Linked DNA regions of Homo sapiens: region 1 is linked to region 2. Evidence: read pairs that join two places in POLR2A ChIA-PET (ENCODE). Cell type or tissue: Panc1. All regions are shown on one strand. Each heading gives the region's core, and the rest is flanking DNA. Links, peaks and the distances in the headings are about the cores only.

Region 1 (5,380 bases), core at 329-5,328, 97 kb before region 2:
TTTCGAGTGCAGGCCATATGCCCCTTCTTTCCTTCTCCCCAACCCAGTAACGACATGGGCTTGCCTCTTCTATTCCCTCATCTTCCCAAAATACCACAAACCAAGCTGAATCTATATTAATTTCCCAGGCATTATTCCTTCACCTCCCCCCATCCCACCAAGACCCTCCCCGAAAGAATGAAGCAAAACAAACTTCACTATCTCCTATAAAAAATATCCATTGTCTCAGGGTCTCTCATCCTTAGAATGGAGAGGTTTTTCAATGCCTCAATAAATAGTTACCCTCCCAAATAAAAAAAATAATTTATTTCTTAATAAAAAGCTATAAGGCCTAAAGCCCCATTTTACCATATTCACCCCTAGACCACCCCTCAAAATTTCCATCTTTTTTTATTTGAAAATAAAGCAAACGGAATTGGGATTGGCTAACTTATAAATAAAAACAAACATGATACAAGGTTTTTTGTTCATTTGTCCTTAGTTTTTAAAAACAAAAGTGTTAACTAGAATCTAACAACAGATCAAATCCAAACACAGCAGTCCAGTGGAGAATCAAAACTTTTCCGGCTTTATTCTCTGGGAAAACCCCTGGTCTGTTTTCATTCCTATTGGTCCAGGCCACCATTCTATGATATGAAGGCCTAAATTAGGAAAGCTAGGTGAGCTGTGCAAATTCAGGGTGTCTGAGCCACCTGTTGTTTGGTGTGTGATGGGGGTGGAGGCGCACACAGTGGTGTTCTCGCTAGTGTTCAAATCACAGAAACAGGGACGTAACTAGGGTGAGGTGAGCAAAGCACTCACCTTGGGCACAAAATTTAAGGAGTGCCAAAAAACCCAGTAACCAAGATAAATACTATTTTAATGCAACATTTTTAAAAAATCACAATTAATGTAAAAAGTCTATGATGGACAATGTATCAAAAATTTAAATAAGAAGGATTCATCCCCATACTTATTCAATTCAGCCTCACTTCCCTCCTCCTAATCTCAGTCCTGTCAGATCCTGTAAGATTTCGCTATTTTATCCAACATAAATTTTTTGCATTAATTTTTTTAAATACTGCATTTTTTATAGTATCTTGATTAATGAGTTTTATAGTAACCCTTAAATTTTGCAACTTAGGGGAGTGCTCATCTCATACCAGGTTCCAGACCTGCCTAGACATATACACATCCCTTCCTTTGGAATCTCACTGCTTCCTTAACACAAATCTATTTTCAAAGAAAACCCTAAGAATTAATAGCCATAGGAAATTATTAAATCAGATTTGGAAAATAGGTGACTTCTGAGTTTGTTGAGGAGAAAATAACCTTTATAAACCGTGAGCATTTCCAACAAGGACAATCTTGACTGGCTACCGAGGAGGAAAACACACACACATATGCACGCACGCACATGCATGCACGCTCAAGTGCTTTAGATCAAATGTGGGGATTACGTTCCAAGGGATGGGTTATGAGTACATACCTCAAAAGAGAAATCCAAACACAGAAAAACAGCCCCAGTTAATACTCTGGACACATAAGTACACTTATTCCCCTTCTTCACATGCACCCGGGAGTGTATACAATTGCATAGTTGACTTTTTTTCCCGGAAAAAAATATAAAGAAAAAGGAAAATTGGCCCAGGATAGGTCTTCCGGTTTAAAGCTCTTAGAAATGGCTCTGGCCAGAGCATAGGCTGTTCAGACTTGTGCTTTGTGCAAAATGCGAAGGAGCTCCCCCTACTGTGTCCGCATCCCCACTCCCAGCCCCTAGAGAACAGGGAAGGGTCAGGGAAAGGGAGAAACCTAAAGACAGATCAGCTCATTGGGAGTCATCTGTGCTCTGTGGTTATAGTTCACTAAAATATATTTCTCTAACTACCTTTTTATAAATTGCCCCTATATGTTTCAACATCAGTCCTAATATCAAAAATATCTCTTCTTAGAAAGTATTTTTAATTATTTTAATAAACTAACCACAGATTAAGGTCAGCTATGGCTTAACAAAAGAAGCCGGGATGTTAAGTTCATTCTCCAAAAGTAGAGCAAAGGGAGAAAGAACCACTTAAGTAGGAGGAAAAAAAATCATTTTTTAAATGTTTTTGCTTGCTGGGGTCTTTTTATTTCTTTTCCTTAAAAAAAAAAGTCAATAAAATAAGTTGCTTTCTACAGAAACGCAGCAGCCACAGAGGCCTGTAATGCTCTACTTAGGTTTTTGGTTTTGTTTGAAACAGCCTCTGGCTAAAATGTCTGTCCTCCCACCCCTCCCAAGGTGCACTCAAACCCCAACGTATGGTTATTGCTGTGGTTAAAAAATAGATCAGCTCTGCCCCAATTCACCTGGAGAAAATGCAACACACATGACGGCTGTTCTCACCACACTCTTCCCTTTAAACAAATACAATTAAAGACTTAGATGAGGAAAAGACAGGGGGTAATCAGCAATCTCTTCTCAAACTGTAACAGATGACATATGACTGCTTGGAAGGAAATAAACCTTAAGAGGAAAAGGATTTCCCTCTTAAGTTCCTCCCTTTCCCATCTAAACAAACGGATTTAAACTACCCCCACCTCCTAACAGGCACCCATGAGGACACATTACTGCCTTGTCTTTCCAGATCCTTCAAGGGGAAGAATTTATCCAACCTTAATTTCTAGCTTAATTCAAATCAATAGCAAATGTGTCCAATTTCCCACTTCCCCTCCACACTTCTCACTCCACCATGTGCTTTTTCCCAACCTAAAGAACTTTGGTTTTATTGACTGAGAACCTCCTTTGCCCATTCCTCCCCAAGACTTCTGCCCACCTCCCACCCCCACACACCAAACCTTCCCCTGCTACTTTCTCTTAGGTCCCTGGATGGGACCCAGGAGGTTATAAGACAGAATCGCCATCTTTTCCCCTTGTACCTCAAACCTCATCAAGTCAAGCTCTGCAGAGGAATAGTACAGCCCCTGAGGTGCCATCCAGCCCCGACCTGCTCTTGCCAGCCTGGCAGCACTCCTGTGTGCACACACTTAAAAGTTTCCAGCCAGGCTCCCACAAACATTACTGCATTTTCCCCCTCAACATGGGGACTGTGTTCTTGATGAGCCAATTAGTTGAGCTTAACTTTGTTTAGCCTCCTTGCCCTTCAGTGTTCCACCCGTTCAGAACCTGTGCACCAGGAGCTCCCCATCCGGTTCCCGCTCCCTCCTCCTCAGTTCTTCCCTGTAACAACAGGAACAGAAGTTGTTTGTCTCAGGGTGTCCATAGAAGCTGCAGTTCGGTTGTTTGCATTTGGTCTGAGTTGGGGGAAGGCCCCGGAGACCTCCAGCCCATCCATCTGGCTCAGGGGGCTCTCTGTAGCCATTGCTATAGGAATCAGCCACTCGGTAGGGGGGTGGTAACAAGGCACCCCTGTGAAGTCCATCCTTAGAGTGGCTGCCTGGCTCCAGAGAAGGGATGCTGTCCTGGTGGGGGTAGGGTCGCCCAGGAGGGCACTGTCTGGGGAAGGTGGCATATGGTGGTAGGCCCCCGACACATGGACCCCCTGCCAACTGCCTCCGGGGTTCCTGGCAGTGGACTCCGCCCCCAGACGGCCGAGGGATAGTAAAGTCCCCAGGGTAGCCAGTGGAAAATGCCATTGCCCTGGACTCTGCTGGGGGACCGGTCGGCTGCTCTTCCCTAGCATCTGGCTCTGGCTTTTTGGCTGGAGGAGGGCCACCCCCTATTCCTCCATTCATGATCTTCCTCTCTGCCTCCTTCTGCTTCTGTTCTGCCAGGAATCTCTCCTCAGCATCAGAAAGGTAGCGCTGGATCATTTCCTCCTGATACTGGTGACGGTGACCCATCTTCAGGGTTCCAACAAAAATAAACTTCCCCTCCCCTTGCATGGCAGTCCTCAGAATGCTCAGGCTCTGCATCACCTCCTGGCTATACTTGCTCCCTCCGTTACCAACAGACTCAGCTGGGGGCTTCTCAGACACAGGCCCATCCCCAGCTGCCTCCTCCTTGCCACCCTTCCAGCTCTTCAGTGAGTTTTTCTTCTTCTTCTCCAGTGTCTCAGTGCCGCTGCTTCCTCCCAACCCTGTCCCCACCCCTCCAGGCTTTGAACCCTTGCTGTGCATCAGGCCCCCCATGTTCTTCTTGAGCTTGCTGCCCAAGGTTTTGCCAAAGCTGCCCAGTTTGTTAGCCACAGAATCTGCTCTCTTCTTGTCCTTCTCCCGATCTCGCTTTGACTTCTCCTTCCGCCGGCCGCCCTCGTTGCTGGTGGAACTGCTGCCAACTGACTCCTTGTCTGAGTCTCCAGACTCAGGAGTGGACCGGGGCTCATCTCCAGCTGAGGCGGTGGGGGACTCAGGCTGGGCCAGAGGAGCCTGGAAGAGACAAGAACACTGTTGACAGTTATCCCAGCAGCCTGGGGTGGGGGAATCCCCCAGGGACCTCTAGCCCATCCATCTGGCTCAGGGAGCTCCCTGCAGCCATGGCTATAGAAATTAGCCAGGTAGAAAAGGATGGACACCTATGAACTCCGTCCTCTGAGTGATTGCCTAGTGACTGCCTTGCTCCAGAGAAGGGCTTCTGTCATGATGAGGGAAGGGTCACCCAGGATGGCACTGTCCTTCCTGGGTTCCAGTCAGTCAGCTTTCTCCCCCACTGCAATCTGACTCCCTTCTGTAATAAGGAGATAGTAGAATAAAGCCTTACTGTTCATTTAGAACAATGAGCAACCATATGATACGTGGCTTCCGGGTGAGAGGCCCAGACATTAGAATGTTCTTTATTATACATTTCTCTATGCCAAATTCTGCTCGAAACTAATCTCAAGAAAGTCTTGACTAATCAAAACTAACCAAGTCTAGCCACTTTGCATCCCCTCAACTTTTATACATTCTGCATTGGAGTTATCAATTTGACCCTACTCCTGTGCTCCTGTTCTAACTCAGAGCCCACTGAATTAGGAGCTCTTTAAGCTACTCCGTCTCCTAGTGCCCAAAACAGAGGTCTATCTACAGAAGACTTTGGACGAAATAATGATCATCTCAAGTTCAACAAACAGTCCAGAAAACCTTTCTTAAAGAATATGTTAAGCCAGGCACGGTGGCTCATGCCTGTAATCCCAGCACTTTGGGAGGCCGAGGTGGGTGGATCACCTGAGGTCGGGAGTTCCAGACCAGCCTGACCAACATGGAGAAACCCCATCTCTACTAAAAATACAAAATTAGCCGGACGTGGTGGTGCATGTCTGTAATCCCAGCTACTCAGGAGGCTGAGGCAGGAGAATCGCTTGAACCCAGGAGGCGGAGGTTGCAATAAGCTGAGATCGCACCATTGCACTCCAGCCTGGGCAAAAAGAGTGAAACTCCATCTCAAAGAAAAATAATAATAATAATAATAATATGTTTTAGGTCA
Region 2 (5,380 bases), core at 244-5,243:
TGGGATTACAGGTGCATGCCACCATGCCCAACTAATTTTTGTATTTTCAGCTGAGACGGGGTTTCAATCATTCTGATATCTTTTAAATAAAATATTTATTTTATATCTCTTTTTAAATCTAACAAACGAATATATTTATAAACTGGTAGCTTTGTTTGTTTTTTTCAGATGGAGTCCCATTCTGTTGCCCAGGCTGGAGTGCAGTGGTGCAATCATAGCTCACTGCAGCCTCCACCTCCCCAGGCTCAGGGCACCTCAGCCTCCCAAGTAGTTGGGACTACAGGCATGCCTTCACACCCTAATTTTTGTATTTTTGTTGTAGTGACAGGGTCTTGCTGTGTTGCCCAGGCTGGTCTCAAACTCCTGTGCTCAAGCAGTCCACCCGCCTCAGCCTCCCAAAGTGCTAGGATTACAGGCGTGAACCACTGGGCCCAGCTAAACTGGTGCTGTAATCCATTTATCCTAATTATTGTGATTACTGACACATTTAAATGAGTTATTTTCCCCCACTTTATTTTTTTGCTTTTTAGATTTCTTTTCCATACCCTTTTCTCTTCACTTCCTGCTTTCTATTGGATTGACTATGTTTTCTTTATTCTTTCTTTCCTCTATTTAGTATCCAAGTTTTACATTTTATTTTCATTCTTTAAATTGTTTATTTATTTATTTATTTTTACTTTTTTGAGGCAGGGTCTCACTGTGTTGCCCAGGCTGGAGTGCTGTGGCATGATCTCAGCTCACTGCAATCTCCACCTCCTGGGTTCAAGTAATTCTCCCACCTCAGCCTCCTGAGTAGCTGGAACCACAGGCACACACCGCCACACCTGGCTAATTTTTGTATTTTTAGTAGAGACGGGATTTCGTCATGTTGCCCAGGCTGGTCTTGAACTCCTGAGCTCAAATGATTCACCCACCTCAGCCTCCCAAAGTGCTGGGATTACAGGCATGAGCCACCTCGCCCAGCCTAAGTTGTTATTCTTAATTTTTATTATGCATTCTTAAATTATAAAGTCTAAAATTATGGCACTTCATGATTTTTGAGTTTTATGTTTTGCTTAGAAAAGCTAATCTCAGTTTCAAGAATAAAAATTATTTTTATTTTCTGTAGTACTTTTATAATTTTTGTCTGTACATTTTAGTAATTAACTCATCTATAATTCTTTCTGTGTAGGGTTTCAGGGAGGGAATCTACCTTTATTTAGTGTCCAAATAAATAACTAATGGTCTGAACACCTCTTATACTGTCCATTTCTTCCCCACTGATTTGAAATGTAATCTTTATTATTAAGTAAATTTCCATATATATGGATCTATTTTGATACATTCTACTCTATTCCAATCTATTTAGCTTTCCTTTGCCATTACTAAACTATCTTAATTACTCTTGTCTTTCTAATATCTAATAGAGCAAGTTCTTCCAGCCCTATATGCTATTCATTGCTCTTTAAAAACAGAAAAGAAAAAACTTTTACAATTGTCTGTTCTTGTCTATATTCTCTCTTCATATGTCAAGTTCCTATCCTCAATTCTCTCTTCATATGTCAAATTCCTATCAAGGTTTTGATTGAGATTACATTGAATTTAATGATTAATTGAGAGATTACCATAATCATAAGACTGAATATTATCATAAATTATATTATCTCTTCATTTATTAAAAAAAAAATTTTTTTTGAGACGGATTCTCGCTCTGTCACCCAGGCTGGAGTGCAGTGGCGCGATCTAGGCTCACTGCAAGCTCCGTCTCCCGGGTTCAAGCCATTCTCCTGCCTCGGCCTCCCAGTAGCTGGGACTACAGGTGCCCACCACCATGCCCAGTTAATTTTTTGTATTTTTAATAGAGACAGAGTTTCACCGTGTTAGCCAGGATAGGCTCAATCTCCTGACCTCGTGATCGCCTGCCTCGGCCTCCCGAAGTGCTGGGATTACAGGCATGAGCCACTGCGCCTGGCCTATTCAAAATGTTTTAAAGTGTCTTTCAGAAAATATTTATACTTTCTTTCTCATATAAGTGTTACACATTTCTTGTCCAGTTTAGGCTTTTGTTATTCTTATAAATGTAATTTTTTTCCTCTACATTTTTTCATTAGTTATTGTGGCATAAGAGCAGATACTGATTTTGTTTTCCTTATACGGAGCCATTTTATTGCACTCTCATTAATTCAAATTAGTGCTTCATTGGTTGTCTTAGATTACCTCTATTGCCTGTGTATATAATGATTTTTGTTGCTTCCTTTCCAGTATTTAACTCATTTCTATGTTTCTTTTCCATTGGCTAAGACCTCTAGAACACTGTTGAATAGCAGCAGTTATAGCAGGCATTTTTTGTGTTATTCATGAAAAGCCTTCTAACGTTTCATAATAAACTGTGATGTTTAAGTTTTTAAATAGATAGCCTACATCAAATTAAGGAAATTTCCTTTTCCTAGCTTACAATAGCTTTTATCAGGAATGGGAGTTAAATTTTATCAATAGGGTTTTCAGTATCTTAGAAAGATGATCTCTTTTATTATTTTTCTTTCAGTATACTGAACATATTCCTTAAGGTCAACCACAGTTGGATCAAACCTACTTGGTTAATTCAGTTCATTCAATTCAACAAATATTCATGTACTTAATATATGCCAGGCAGCTTTCTGGCCACTTAGCTTGTATTAAAGGAACTCACAATGATTCCTACCCTCATGGAGCTTATATTCTAGTAGATATCCATGATCTATTTTTTGTTTAACCTGTTGTTGAATTAAAATTGCTAATTTTTGATTTAATATTTTTATATTTACATTTATAAATGAGATTGATACAAGTATTTCTTTCTGTGCCATACTTGTTTGCTTCCCTTATTAAGATTTACCTTACAGAAATATATTGCAAATGTCTCATTATTTTCTATGCTATGGAAATGTGAAAGTAACAAATGAATTTGTCTCTTCTTTAGAGATTATCTATAACTTGCCCATAAAATCACCTAGACTTGAGACCTTTTCTTTCCTTTTTTTTTTTTTTGAGATGGAGTCTCACTCTGTTGCCCAGGCTGGAGTGCAATGGTGCAGTCACTGCTCACTGCAACATCTGCCTCCTGGGTTTAAGCCATTCTCCTGCCCCAGCCTCCCAAATAGCTGGGATTACAGGTTCCCGCCACCATGCCCAGCTAATTTTTGTATTTTTAGTAGAGACAGGGTTTCGCCATGTTGACCAGGCTGGTCTCAAATTTGTGACTTCAAGAGATCTGCCCTCCTCGGCCTCCCAAAGTGCTGGGATTACAGGTGTTTGCCACAGCGCCTGGCCTCTTTTCCTTTTTTTAATTAAAAAAATTTGTTTCATCGTAGTTAAAAAAATACATACAATTTACCATCTTAATAATTTTTAAGTGTACAGTTCAGTCATGTTAACTATATTGTGCTCTTTTTCTTCTTCAATAATTTTTTTTAATATCTTAGATTCCCCACCTCTTTTTGAGTCAATTTTGGTTTGTTATATACTTAGATAAATTTCACCCGAATTTTAAATTTATTGCTATAAGGTAATATGCAATACATTAGTATGCTTTTAAAATCTTCACTATTTCTGTGATTATATGTCCTTTTCATTCCAATGCTTTGTTGTTGTTGTTTTTGTTTGTTTGTTTCGAGACAGAGTCTCACTCTGTTGCTCAGGCTGGAGTGCAGTGGTGCCATCTCAGCTCACTGCATCCTCCGCCTCCCGCGTTCAAGCGATTCTCATGCCTCAGCCTCCAGAGTAGCTGGGATTACAGGCTCATGCCACCACACCCGGCTAATTTTTTGTATTTTTAGTAGAGATGGGGTTTCACAATGTTGGCCAGGCTGGTCTCAAACTCCTGGCCTCAAGTGATCCACCCACCTCGGCCTCCCAAAGTGCTAGGAAAACAGGCGTGAGCCACTGCACCTGGCCCTGATGCTATTTTTATATTTTCTCTCCTTCTCCATCTTTCTTTTTTTAATCAGACTTGCCAAAGATTGGTCTGTTTTATTGGTTATCAAATAATCAGATTTTTAGTACACTAATTGAGTGTGCCTTTTATTGTTTGTTTTTTATTTCATTAATTTCTGCTTTATCTCTTTTAATTCCATCCCCCAACTTTTAAAAGAGTTGTTTGTAATGTTCTTTGCCTAGCTTATTGAGTTTAATGTTTGGTTCATTGATTTTCAATCTTTTATGTTCTTTGAGTGCATTTCTAAAGCTATACATCTTCTTTTGAATGCCACTTTCTGTACACTATAGGTTTTGCTTTGTAATGTTTTCAGTATTGTCTTTAATTTCCATTTTGATTTACCCTTTAACCCAAGAATTCTTTCTTTCTTTATTTATTTTTTTGAGACAGAGTCTCACTCTGTCACCCAGGCTGGAATGCAGAGGTGCAGACCCTCCCTCCCTCCCTCCCTCCCTCCCTCCCTCCCTCCCTTCCTTCCTCCCTTCCTTCCTTCCTTCCTCCCTCCCTTCCTCCCTTCCTTCCTTCATCTCACTCTGTCGCCCAGGCTGGAATGCAGTGGCGCGGACTCGACTCACTGCAACCTCCATCTCCCAGGTTCAAGCAATTCTCGTGCCTCAATCTCCCAAGTAGCTGAGATTACAGGCGCCCACCACCACACCCAGCTAATTTTTGTATTTTTAGTAGAGATGGAGTTTCACCATGTTGGCCAGGCTGGTCTCGAGCTCCTGACCTCAGGTGATCCGCCCCCGCTCAGCCTCCCTAAGTGCTGGGATTACAGGTTTGAGCCACCGCAACCCGCCCCAAGAGTTCTTTTTACCTTACAAGCAGATAGTTACCTTTTTAGTTACCTGTTGGCACTATACATATTTTTTTCCTCCCACTCCTCCCTTTACACTCATTTCCACCCAGAGAACTAGTCCTCCACTTTAGGGCTGAGACTCCCAAGACTGGCCCCATCCACTGGGCTAATGAGCAGCATGCCCTCATTTCACCCTGCTCCTTCTTGTAAGAGTCATTTTACACATTTGTCTTTCCCACTTAGCTGAGGCCCTAAGGTAAGGAATTTAGAGATCTTTCCCACCACTAAGGCCCTAAGGTAAGGAATTCAGAATGTATCTCTGAATACATTCAGAAATGTAAGAAACTCAGTTTTAAAGCAGAAAAATTATATATCACTATGTCTATATAGTAGTTATAGCCAATGTCCCTAAACAGAAAATTGTCCAATGGTGCAAAGGAATTAGTAAGAATATCTATAATTTCTAGATCCACATTTCAAATCTCATATTAAAATAGATAACATTATTTGTTTTTAAACTAAATTCTTCATATAAAATACATTCAGAAATGTATTCAGAGATACATTTCCAACAATGATTCTCAAAGCAAAGTCCAGAGACCTTTGCACCAGCATCGCCAGTGGTACTA

Evidence for each region. ChIA-PET counts read pairs that join two places held together with the same protein. Peaks named below come from ENCODE experiments on the same cell type or tissue, not always from the same donor. Only the 100,000 strongest peaks of a DNase experiment are listed, where the experiment ranks them.
Region 1: POLR2A ChIA-PET joins it to region 2 with 16 read pairs; 3 of 35 experiments call an interaction of 5 or more read pairs at or near these places.

What each region holds. Positions count from the first base shown.
Region 1 is chr1:149,940,722-149,946,101 of GRCh38, forward strand. It overlaps OTUD7B (OTU deubiquitinase 7B), which reads right to left. Exons shown (of 12, transcript NM_020205.4): 12 at 1-4,344. The coding sequence ends at 3,136. Among named protein-coding and RNA genes, the nearest start is that of MTMR11, 6.5 kb to the left of the region's middle. In Panc1, for the core only: a CTCF peak has its summit at 1,729 (motif pointing left); no DNase peak of the experiment used is centred there; H3K27ac peaks cover 1,232 bases.
Region 2 is chr1:150,037,722-150,043,101 of GRCh38, forward strand. All of the region lies in intron 1 of LOC124904413 (a long non-coding RNA gene), which reads left to right. It also overlaps a transcript of OTUD7B not described here. Among named protein-coding and RNA genes, the nearest start is that of VPS45, 27 kb to the right of the region's middle. In Panc1, for the core only: no CTCF peak of the experiment used is centred there; no DNase peak of the experiment used is centred there.